2 separate regions of the Homo sapiens genome follow, and region 1 is linked to region 2. Evidence: read pairs that join two places in POLR2A ChIA-PET (ENCODE). Cell type or tissue: MCF 10A. All regions are shown on one strand. Links, peaks and the distances in the headings refer to the core of each region. The heading gives the core; the rest is flanking DNA. Region 1 holds the start of KPLCE (KPRP N-terminal and LCE C-terminal like protein). Region 2 holds the start of LCE1F (late cornified envelope 1F).

Region 1 (5,378 bases), core at 259-5,258, 60 kb after region 2:
CTCATCAAAGGGCAGCACAGAAACAGCCCCAACCCTCAAATCTCCATTTTCAGATGCTTCTAACTTGCGTGGGAAAGTTTATTCACAGCATTCTAGAAGGCATGGGGCTCCCAGGCTGGGATTTCACCAGCTCAGTCTGCTTGTTCATGTTCGTGCAGATCTTTCCTCTAGCTGAGAAACAAGAGTAAGAAGAGAGGGATGCAGAAGAGTGCCTGATAGAAAAGCATAAATATGGACCAAACAAACAGACAGAAATTACCACGAAATGCATTCAGAGCTTTATTCATGCCAAAGTTTGGGGACTGTACTAACTCTGGCAGGCTGCCTTGGTAGAGAAGCAAAGCACAGAGGCAAAGTGATGAGGTTCTACATCACTGGCACTAACAGAGAGGGGGCCAGAAGCTGGTGCATGTTCCAGAAGGGGTAGCGGGGCAGTGCATTCTGGAGTTGAGCTGTCGTATGTTTAGCAGCAGCAGTCATCCTCATGGTCACAGCATGCAGGACCTCGGGACCTCATGGGGATAATTCCCAAACAGCAGCACCCAGAGCTGCCACATCCACAGCTGCAGCCACAGCCCCCAGAACCACAGCATCCAGAGCTTCCCGAATTCTCACAGCAGCCAGATGATCCTGTGTTGCAGTTCTGGGGCCGCTGAATCCAGCGTCTCAGGGGACTCACCCCGAAGGTCCGGGGAGCCAGACAGCAGTAGCTGGTGGAACAGGGAGCAGAGCATGGGTCAGTGACACAGTACTGGGAGGTTGAGCCACTTGCAGGAGCTTGAACATAATAGCTCTGGCAAGGAGAAGCACCCTGGACATAGCACGTCTGGGTCTGGCAGGGAGCTGGACTTTTGATGTAGGTCATCTGGCAGGGAGCTGGGCACTTCACGTAGGTTTGGCAGGGAGTTGGGCATTTTACATAGGTTGTCTGGCAGGGAGCTGGGCACTTCACATAGGTTTGGCAGGGTGTTGGGTATTTCACATAGGTCCTCTGGCAGGGAGCTGGGCACTTCACGTAGGTTTGAGTCTGGCATGGAACTTGGTACTTCACATAAGTTTGAGTAGGGCATGGAGCAGGGCCTGTCACACAGACAGTTTGGGTCTGGCATGGAACTGGGCATTTCACAGAGGCACCATTGCTACCCTGCCCAGCCCCTAGTCCCGAACCTTTCACACAAGATGGAGGGAACTGTGGCTGCTTCTGCTGGTCACACATTGTTCTGTGGCTTTGCAAAATCTGAAAAGAAAGGTTTCATTAGAACTGTAAAACCAGGAAGGTTTCTAGGGGAAACCTTCAACATCCCCTTTGAATACAGTGATTTGCAAGCAAGGCTTTCTTGAGAAGGTTGCAGACATCCAGAGGCTGTATACTTGGCAGGAGGTGGATTCAGAGCCAGGGACTCTCAGCTCAGCTTCTGTGCCTGTACCTGGCTATGTGGCTTGGTACAAGTCATCGCTTACCTCTGGGCCTCAGTCTCTATATTGGGAAATGGAGGCTTGAAATGGTGCTGCCTGTGTTTCTACCCAACTCTCCAAGCCTCCTCTCCTCTTTCTTCAGTGTCTGCATTGTGAATTACCCTTTGGAAATTGCTGCTCCCAGATGATTGACCCCTGCCACCAGTTCTCTCCAGGGTGACTTCCCTTCTTCCTTCTGCCCAGACAAGGAATACCCAGCAAAGACAAATTTATGTCCATGGACCCTGAGCCAACATGAGCCTCAAGCTGTGCCCGGTACTGAGCAAAGAACAAGGCTAAATTTGAGCAGGTTTCTACCAGGTGCTCCTTGAACCAGCTGGACTAATCAGTTGGCCTCATTAGCACATAGACCCAAGAGAGGACTGCACAATTGCATTCAGATAAGGGGATGGGGAGCCAGTTCTCTAAAGTCCCTTCTTAAACAGGAATGCCAGCTCATCGTGTCCCCCTCCCTCTCCTCTCATGCCCCAGGCTCCAAGTTTCCCACCAGCATTGCTTTCAGCCTCCTTCAGCAGATTTCCTAAGCATCTAGTCCTCGCTCACCCTTCATCCCACAGCTCTCATCCCACCCCAGCTTCCCCAAAGCTCTGTTTCTCACCATGTCCTTATCCCGTATAGAGACTTACCCTCTTTGCTGATAGGAGCAAGACTGGAAGAAGTCAGTGATCTGAAAAACTAGCAGGTGGGGAGACCTTTTATAGGGCAGCAATGAGGCAATTTAATGGCATCTAAATGAAGCACCAGAGATCACAAGGAGAAGGGATGGTGTTGCATTGGCAAGATTCCTCCCCAGTATGCCTGGCTCCTCAGTCAGAGGCAGGGCATGTCTGTGCTTGACATTGGGTTTTCCCAAACACTAGATAAATGATTCCTGTTCCCTTCCTCAGGAAACAAGTCAGTCTCCTTTTCCTATAAGTTATGAGTGATGCCTATGTGATCTGTCTCTAATGAAGCTGTTTCCAGGTCACTTGAGTCTTCAGGACTTATCCAAGTTATAGTTAGATTCTCAATTTTTCATACACTGTGCCAAAAGCTAAGTGTAGCTCAGAGAATCAAACTAAAATTGAGAATCTAATCTAAAGCTAAGTGTAGCTTTTGGCACAGTGTATGAAAAATTGAGAATTTAACTATAGATTCACCTCACTTCACTCAGCCTAAATGAGTGTTCTGTGGGCTTCCAAGGTAACTTCTGCTGGTCTAGGTTGCTGAGCACAGTTTGGCCCAGTGGTCTCTGGCCCAATATGACACAAGACCTCCAAAAAATGGTTTGTTTCATGGAACATCAGGTTATTCTAGGTTCATTTGGAAACTGGGTGGGTGCTTAATGATCCTAGGCCCCAGGCTGGAGTCTAGACTGCCTCCCCTCAGCCTTCTCATGCCCCTTAGGCTCCCCCATTCTTACCTTTCAGGACCTCACTACCAGGCTTCAATTCCAAAGAACGCTGAGCAGGGAAAATTCCAGCCAGATGAGCACTGTGTGATAACAACAACAACAATAATAATAGAATCTAAAGTTTATTTGAATACTTTATATATAACAATTCATGAGGCAGTACATTTACAAATGGACACAACTGAGGCCCTGAAAGTTTAAGGGAGTTACCCTCATCACAAAGCAGGTAAGTAAGGAAGCTAGGCCTCAGATGCAGGAGTCTGCTTTCATAGATCATGATCTTTATTACTACAATATGTTGCCTTTTATTTCTGAACATGGCATTGTCCTTGAATCCCTGCCTGTTTTCTTTTCCACAATGCAGAAGATGTAGAAAGAGAGGTGGGAATATTATCTACTGAGCACTTACTATGTGGTGGATACTGTCCTAGGCTCTTTGCCTGTGTTATTTCATTTGATTTTGAAATAACTCTATGAGACAGGCTTCATTAGCCCCAATTTTACACAAGAGAAAACTGAGACCCAGAGGTCCACTTTTCCAAGGTCATCCCATCAGTAGGTAATGGAGTGACATTGCAACCCAAGCCTATCCAGCTCCAGAGCCCATGCTACCCCCACTGAGCTATATTGGGTCGCCCACTGAAGAAAGTTGTCTTGAGCCTAAGCCTAGCACTGGTCCAAATGTCAATTCCTTAGATAAACCAGTGCAGGCTCCACCGTGGCCCCTACGGCCTCTCAGGTAAATTGTTCTACTGTATTTGTACATAATAGATCCCCACATTTCCCAGGACCCATAAGCTTTAAGGCTTCTACATTTCCTAAACAAAGAGGATGCAAAGACCCACTAATTCACAGCCCCTCTCCCATGTCAAGCCAGGTCCTGCGAAGTCTTCCCCTGAATACTTTAAATATCTCCCCAACCCCACCTACCAGCCACCCCAATCTCTCGTAACCAGCACTCTGCTCTCTATTTCCATGAGATCAACATTTCTAGATTCCACATATAAATTAGATCATGCAGTATGTCTATCTATGCCTGGCTTATTTTGCTTAGCATAATATCTTCCCGGTTCATTCACCTTCTCACAAATGACAGGATTTCCTTCTTTTTGTGACTGAATAGTATTCTTTGTGTATATATAGCATTTTTAAACATCCATTTATCCTTTGATTTACACTTAGGTTGATTCCTTTTATTGCCTATTGTGAATAGTGCTGCAATAAATGTGGGAATGCAGATATCTCTTCAATATTACTGACTTCAATATCTTTGGATATATACCTACTAGTGTGATTGATGGATTATATGCCAGTTCTATTTTTAATTTTTGAAGACCCTCCATACTGTTTTCCACATGGTTGTACTAAATTGCATTCCCACCAATGGTGTGTTAGATTTTATTTTCTCCACATCCTTGGCAACATGTTATCTTTTATCTTCCTAATTTCACTTAACATAATGACCTCCAGTTCCATCCATGTTGCTGGAAATGACAGGATTTCATTCCTTTTTATGGCTGGATAGTATTCCATTCTGTGTTCATACTCCATTTTCTTTATTCATTTATTCACTGATGGACACTTAGGTTGATTCTGTGTCTTTGCTATTTATTGTAAATAGCACTGCAATAAACATGGGAATACAGTTATCCCTTTGATATACTAATTTTCTTTCATTTGGACAAATACCTAGTAGTTAGATTGCTGGATAATGTGATAGTTCCATTTGCAGTTTCTTGAGACACCTCTATACTGTTTCTCATAATGGCTGCACTAACTTACATTCTCGCCAATGGTGTATAAGTTCCCTTTTCTCTACATCTTTGTCATTATTTTCATTTGTTTGTTTTTTGATAATAGCCATTATTACAGGAGTGAGGTGTTATTTCATTGTGGTTTTGATTTGCATTTCCCTGGTGATTAGTGATATTGAGCATTTTTTTCTAGACATGTTGGCCATTTGTACGTCTTCTTTTGAGAAATGTATATTCAGATTCTCTGCCCATTTTTAATTGGGATATTTGTGTTCTTTCTATTGGGTTGTTTGAGTTCCTTATATATTTTGGATATTAACTCCTTATCAGATGTATAGTTTGCAAATGTTTTCTGATTTTGTAGGTTGTCTCTTTACTCTGTTGCTTATTTCCTTTTCTGTACAGAAGCATTTTAACTTGATTTAATCTTATTTGTCAGTTTCTGCTTTTGTTGTCTATGTTTTTGAGGTCATATTCAAAAAATCCTTGCCCAGACCAATGTCATGGAGCTTTTCCCCTGTTTTTTTCCTAGTAGTTTCATAGTTTTGAATCTTAAATTTACATTTTGAATTCATTTTTCAGTTGATGTTTGTATACAGTGTGAGATAAGCATCTTATTTCATTCTTCTTCATGAGGATACCCAGTTTTTTCAGTACCACATATTCAAGAGACTTTCCTTTCCCTATTGTGTGTTCTTGGCACCTTTGTCAAAGATCAGTTGATAGCAAATATATGGATTAATTTCTGGGTTCCC
Region 2 (5,378 bases), core at 310-5,309:
GTTTTTTTTTCTCCAGTTCAGCTTACTAAATAAGCCATCCTTTCTCCACTGATCTATATGCTAACATATTTTAAATTCTTTTCACACAAAAGGGTCTCCTGGCTATTTATGGTACTCCATTTCCTCCCATCGTATGTGTTCAAGATGAAGCTATTTTCTTTGCACTTGGGTGTTTTATTGTGCAAAAAATCATAAGGACTTCAAAACAGCCACTTTCATCACTCTGAGACCTGTGGAGATGAGGAGTTTTCCAGAGTTTCTGGGAAGCTAGGGATGGAAAGGGGAATTCTCAAAGGACTGTGATGGGGCCATCTCCTCAGGATCCTGAACACTGTCTGTCTTTCTGGGGAAGGTCCACAACACGGCCCAACAGATCACCCCGGGAGTCCACTCTCTGGCTATCTGTCGTGTGTTTGGTGAGCAGAGGAGGGGGATAGTGTTGGCATAGATAACTGTGGCAAGTATCTTGAAAAAATACTTGCATTTAACTCTCTGTGCCTAAATTTCCGATTTTTAAACTGAGGCTAAAAATGGACCTGCTTCATAGAAATTTCAAGGATTAAATAGTATACTGTGAGCACACAGTGCCTGGCATATTGAAATTGCTCAATCAGTGACGGTTCTTCTAATATTACCCATTCATCAGAACACAGAACAATACAGAGTAAGAGATGTTCTTCAGGGAATGAGCAGATGGGAGTCACCAAGGTGGCTGAGAAGATTGTCTTTACCCTAGCAATCCAGGATGGTGGCACTCCTCTGCCACTGGTCTGAGTATCTAATGTGGGAGGAAGTGCTGAGAGAGGGCATTCTGGATCTTCTCATGTTGCTTGGACTGTGTCATGATCCTGGTCTCAAACTGAGTGGGAATTGTGGAGCATTTGTATGCATGAACAGGAGGGTCTTGTTAAAGTAAATTAAAATGGACACCAGACCTGAAGAGTCCCTGGACAGACAAAGCCAGTTAGGCCTCATAAATGACCTCAACTTTGCTTGATCTCCAAACATAAGGGAAACGTAACTTAGGCTATTTCTTGTAAACGCCTATATTAAAGAAAAATGATACTTAAAACCAACCAATCAGAAGCCACCAGCTACCTTATAATTATGCAACTAGGGACTTTCAGCACAATAGACTGAGTAAGAAAATGGTGTAACAGCAACCAATCAATAATTTTCTTCACTTTACTTTTGTGTTTGCTTTATAAAACCTTTCCTCTTGTGTTCTCTTGACAGAGCCCTCAAACCACTTCTGGGTTTCATGAATTGCTGTTTGCTCTTTAAAATAAACTCTTTAAAATTGTATCATACCTCAGTTTGCGTTTTAACAGTCCCCACATGTGGAAAGCAGAGAAGAAATGAAGTCCAGTCCCACTGCTTGATACTGGTTTCTGGACTCATCAGAGAGCGAAGAAGAAGGGAAGACTTACAGGGACCCTGCAGAAAACTGATGTCCTAGTATTTAAGGAGCTCCTTACCTTGAAGCATCTGTTAGTCCCTGTCTAAACAGCTCTGGTCCTTAGAGCTTGGAAAAAGTAGGAAAGAGATAAAAATGTCACCTTTAGCGGGAGTACTGTGAGATGTCCTCTCCTCCCTGGAGGAAGCCTTCTCAAGTTAAAACACAGGTTCCCCTGCCTTAGGGAGCCACAGGACAAGGGGAGAAGCCCAGCCCTTCTCCTCAGAAATCCCCCAGGATAGTGTAATACCCATATCCCCTGGACTCGGGAAGTCCTCACCCAAGGCCTATACGCTGCCGGTCCCTATGGAGTATCCCTGATCCCAATGCAGAGGCCTGGTAATACAGGGGTTGCAGTTTATAGGGATTCAAACTGCCTTTTCTTCAGGGATTCCATGCCAGATGGGGAAAGAGGAAGCACATCTGGGTGGTTCCAGGAGGAAAGGACACAAAAAGTCATGATAGGAGAGAGAATAGCCTGAGAATACTAATATTGAAGGATTGTAGTGTTAAAATAGTGTGAAAGTAGAGGACATATTAGGCAAGCTTCCTGGAAATGGAGGAGGCTGACTGATATTGATCCAGAATCCAAACCTCAGGACCGACAATCAGAAGGACTTCTAGAAGCACAGAGGCAGGGTGTCTTTCACAGAGTTGGACATTGTTTCCAAGCTCTTGACACCAGGGATGAACACTTGTGTGTTTGTATGTGTGTGTGTTTGGGTGTGTGTGTGTTTGCATGTGTGTGTCTGTAATTTATGACTCCATTTGTATAGGCAATGGCAAGAACAGAAACTCTTTGAGGTCCATTTGCAGAAGTGAGCTTAAAGGTTTATTTGTACTAGAGCAGTCTGCATTTTTAAAGTATAAGCTACATGGAGTCATTTTGCTATGTTTGCTGAAGGAGGGGCATGGTAAAATTCTTTGGGAGAATAGATGGGGAGAGAGTGAGGGTATCAGGAAGAAGGAGGGTGACAGCTGAGTAGGATAATGTCTGTCTTCCTTAATAACCAGGGTTATTAAGTCACCATCGCTCCACTTTGGTCCTCCCTTCCACATCTGGCCTTATGATGGAGGGTTGGGACTGCCAATCTCATTTCTCTTTGCTGGAGGTTTCCTGAAGTCTCCGCCAGTAGGCGGAGCTAGAGAGAACTTGGGAGACTGGCAGAGTGACAAGGACCAGGCTTCCTTAGATTCCCTTAGAATTCTCCAAGTCACCCCAATATTACTTCTCACCCCAGCAGGAGCAATTTATCCCTTTAGCAACAGTGGTTCCAGTGTGCAGTTTTTCCCGCTCACAAAACCAACCTTGTTGGGTTCTCATGGAGACAGACCCTAGGGCCAGCACCAGCTTGTGCCCCTCCTCAGAAGCCTGAGTCCAGACACACAGGGCCCCTCCTCTGAGCTCAGGGACCCCGGCACCCATGAGAAGGGCCCCTTTCCTAGAGGCCTGAGTTTCAATTCGTGGGCCACTGCTCCAAGTTTCTAAGTTTTGATAGTTTCAAGACACTCCCTTTACCTGCCATTGGTAGCATGGTGGCAATGACAGTTACCGCCTCCATGAACTCTTTTTGTCCTCTATTGGTCTTGTCAGTTCTCTGATGCCAAGTAAGCAAATTTTTATGTAAACTTCTGTCTATTAAAGTACATCTCATAATTCTCTTTCCTGACTTGACCCTGGCTGAGGCACTGAGGGGCGAGGGTCAGCTCTGGTGAGGACCAGGAGTTGAAGGAGTTAAGCAAGCCATGCTGCTTCAAGGCCCAGATAACCGGGTGATGGAGCTGAGATAAGACATGCTTATCCCTCTGTTCACATTTACAAGCAAGAGTAATGCAGTCTAGAAAAAGGTGATGAGCAGATTATTTGTTTTATTGTTTCATGCACAATGGAGATTGCCAAGGAAATCAGGGGAATGAGGCAAGGACTTCTATTTGGTATTCCCAGGCCAGGCGCACAGATGGAATCAGAGGTCAGAAGAGGAATTCTTGTGAGAGGGCAGATTTCTGGATTCTAGGTCGGAGGAATCTTCCAGGACAGAGTTTGAAATCTTTACTAAAATGTCCCAGCAACACAGTCAGTCCCAAGGAAGATGAAGTTGCCCCTTTCATGCCTCTAAATCTGCTCTTTTAGGCACAGGGTCCACTTCAGCAGCAGCCTCCAGAGTGCTGGCCACTGCCCCCTCCGCAGCAGCTGGAGCCCGCTGAGGGCTGGCTGCAGCAGTCAGAGCTCTGGGGTCTGTGGCGGTGGGACCTACGCCGTCTGTGGTGGCTCAGGCAACAGCCGCCTCCCCCAGAGCTGCAGCAGCCACCACCCCCAGAGCTGCAGCAGCCCCCAGAGCTGGAGCCACAGCAGCCTCCGGAGCTGACGCTGCAGCAGGAAGAGACAGGAGGGCACTTAGGGGGACACTTTGGGGGGCACTTCGGTGTGGGGCACTTGGGAGGGCACTTGGGAGTGCACTTGGGAGGGGGCTGGCACTGCTGCTGGCTCTGCTGGCAAGACATCTCGGTGGCGGGTGTTCAGGAGCTGAAGGAGGGTCAGACAGCAAGTTAGATGGAGGCAGAGGACACCCCTGCCTATTCTTGTCCTTTCTGCATTATTTCTAGATCCTTCATTTTGAAAGCCTTATATCAAACATAGGAAAATCACCTCTAATGTTTTTATCACTCTCAATGTTTACCAAGTGCTTTCATTCATGGATTCTCATTTCAAACCTTATTTGAGATGTTGTCATGCAATATATAATCTCCAAATATGTAAATAAAGTTTCTGCTCATTAAAAGCTCCTAAGTGTGGGAGAGAAGTCCAGGAAATAAATTGGCTCCGGGCCAGCATTCATTCTATCACATCACCAAGAATTCTGAAAATGTTCAATGTTGAGACCAGTTTAGAGATGAAAATCTCTTTAAGGAAAAATCAAAATAAATTTCTATTGGAAGAACTGATATATTTCAGTTTGCAGAAATAGAGAAAACTATAACCGCAAAGGATGTTGGAGTCAATTTGTTCCAACCAACTCAATATATAAATAAAGAAACTGAAGCCAAAAGAGGTAACTTCACTGGCCCAAAGTTATTCATTAACAGTCACATTTGTTCCGGGGTCCCCTGGTTCCCATCCTGGGCTCTGCCCTTTAGCACATCCTGCCTCCCCAGGCCTGTCCCCAGGCACTGTCACATGGCTTTTAAACTCCAGTGTGCACTCAGTTTTCCACTACAGATCTTCTTGTTGGCATCTAACAAGATCCACAGGTGTCTTTGATCCTTTCTTCCTCTAAGTAGCAGTGTTCTCAGCATATCTTTTCTAAAAGTGAGTATGTCTGTATTTCCAAAATTATATTCCCACTATGCAGCCCACTCTAGCAACATCCAGTGGCCAATGTGTTTATTCTCTAAAACCAGAGAAACACACTGAGCAACTGAAAACAATTTGGTTCCTCTAAATCTGTGTCATACAGCCCTTCAGATCTTACCAGTTCTTCTTAATCTCTCTCACTCCACCCCACCCCTCTACCTCCTCTTTCCAATTTTCTGCCCCCACCCCATTCCTTGCCAATCACAATTCCAGGCCCCTGAGGCCCTGCCTAGACTCTACTCCTGCCCTGGTCTGAGTATCCATCCCCTCCTTCCCTGGCCTGGGCATCCCTCTGTGGAAGCCCCTGCTCCTTTTTCCAGGGCACACTTACCAGGATCACAGGCAGCACAGGGTTCTTCAGCACCGCAGGAGGTGAGTGGATGGGATGCTCTGGCCCTGAGCCCTTTTATTCTGTCCTTGGGTGCTGCCTCCAGCGGTGAGACAGAGCCTGGGCATGAGAGGACCTGCCTCCCGACACCCACATAGGTCTTGTGACGAGTGGTGACTGGCAGTTCTGCATATACCGTCCTTCATTGGTGTTCAGGGGAGCTGCTGTCAGCTAGGAAAGAG

The links. ChIA-PET counts read pairs that join two places held together with the same protein. Peaks named below come from ENCODE experiments on the same cell type or tissue, not always from the same donor. Only the 100,000 strongest peaks of a DNase experiment are listed, where the experiment ranks them.
Region 1: POLR2A ChIA-PET joins it to region 2 with 5 read pairs; 2 of 35 experiments call an interaction of 5 or more read pairs at or near these places.

What each region holds. Positions count from the first base shown.
Region 1 is chr1:152,715,360-152,720,737 of GRCh38, reverse strand. It overlaps KPLCE (KPRP N-terminal and LCE C-terminal like protein), which reads right to left and starts at 1,216. Exons shown (of 1, transcript NM_001024679.3): 1 at 268-1,216. The coding sequence starts at 1,216. The coding sequence ends at 464. In MCF 10A, for the core only: no CTCF peak of the experiment used is centred there; a DNase peak (open chromatin) is centred at 2,297.
Region 2 is chr1:152,774,952-152,780,329 of GRCh38, reverse strand. It overlaps LCE1F (late cornified envelope 1F), which reads right to left and starts at 5,190. Exons shown (of 2, transcript NM_178354.3): 1 at 5,140-5,190; 2 at 3,306-3,980. The coding sequence starts at 3,958. The coding sequence ends at 3,602. In MCF 10A, for the core only: a CTCF peak has its summit at 2,599 (motif pointing right); DNase peaks (open chromatin) are centred at 2,589 and 5,269.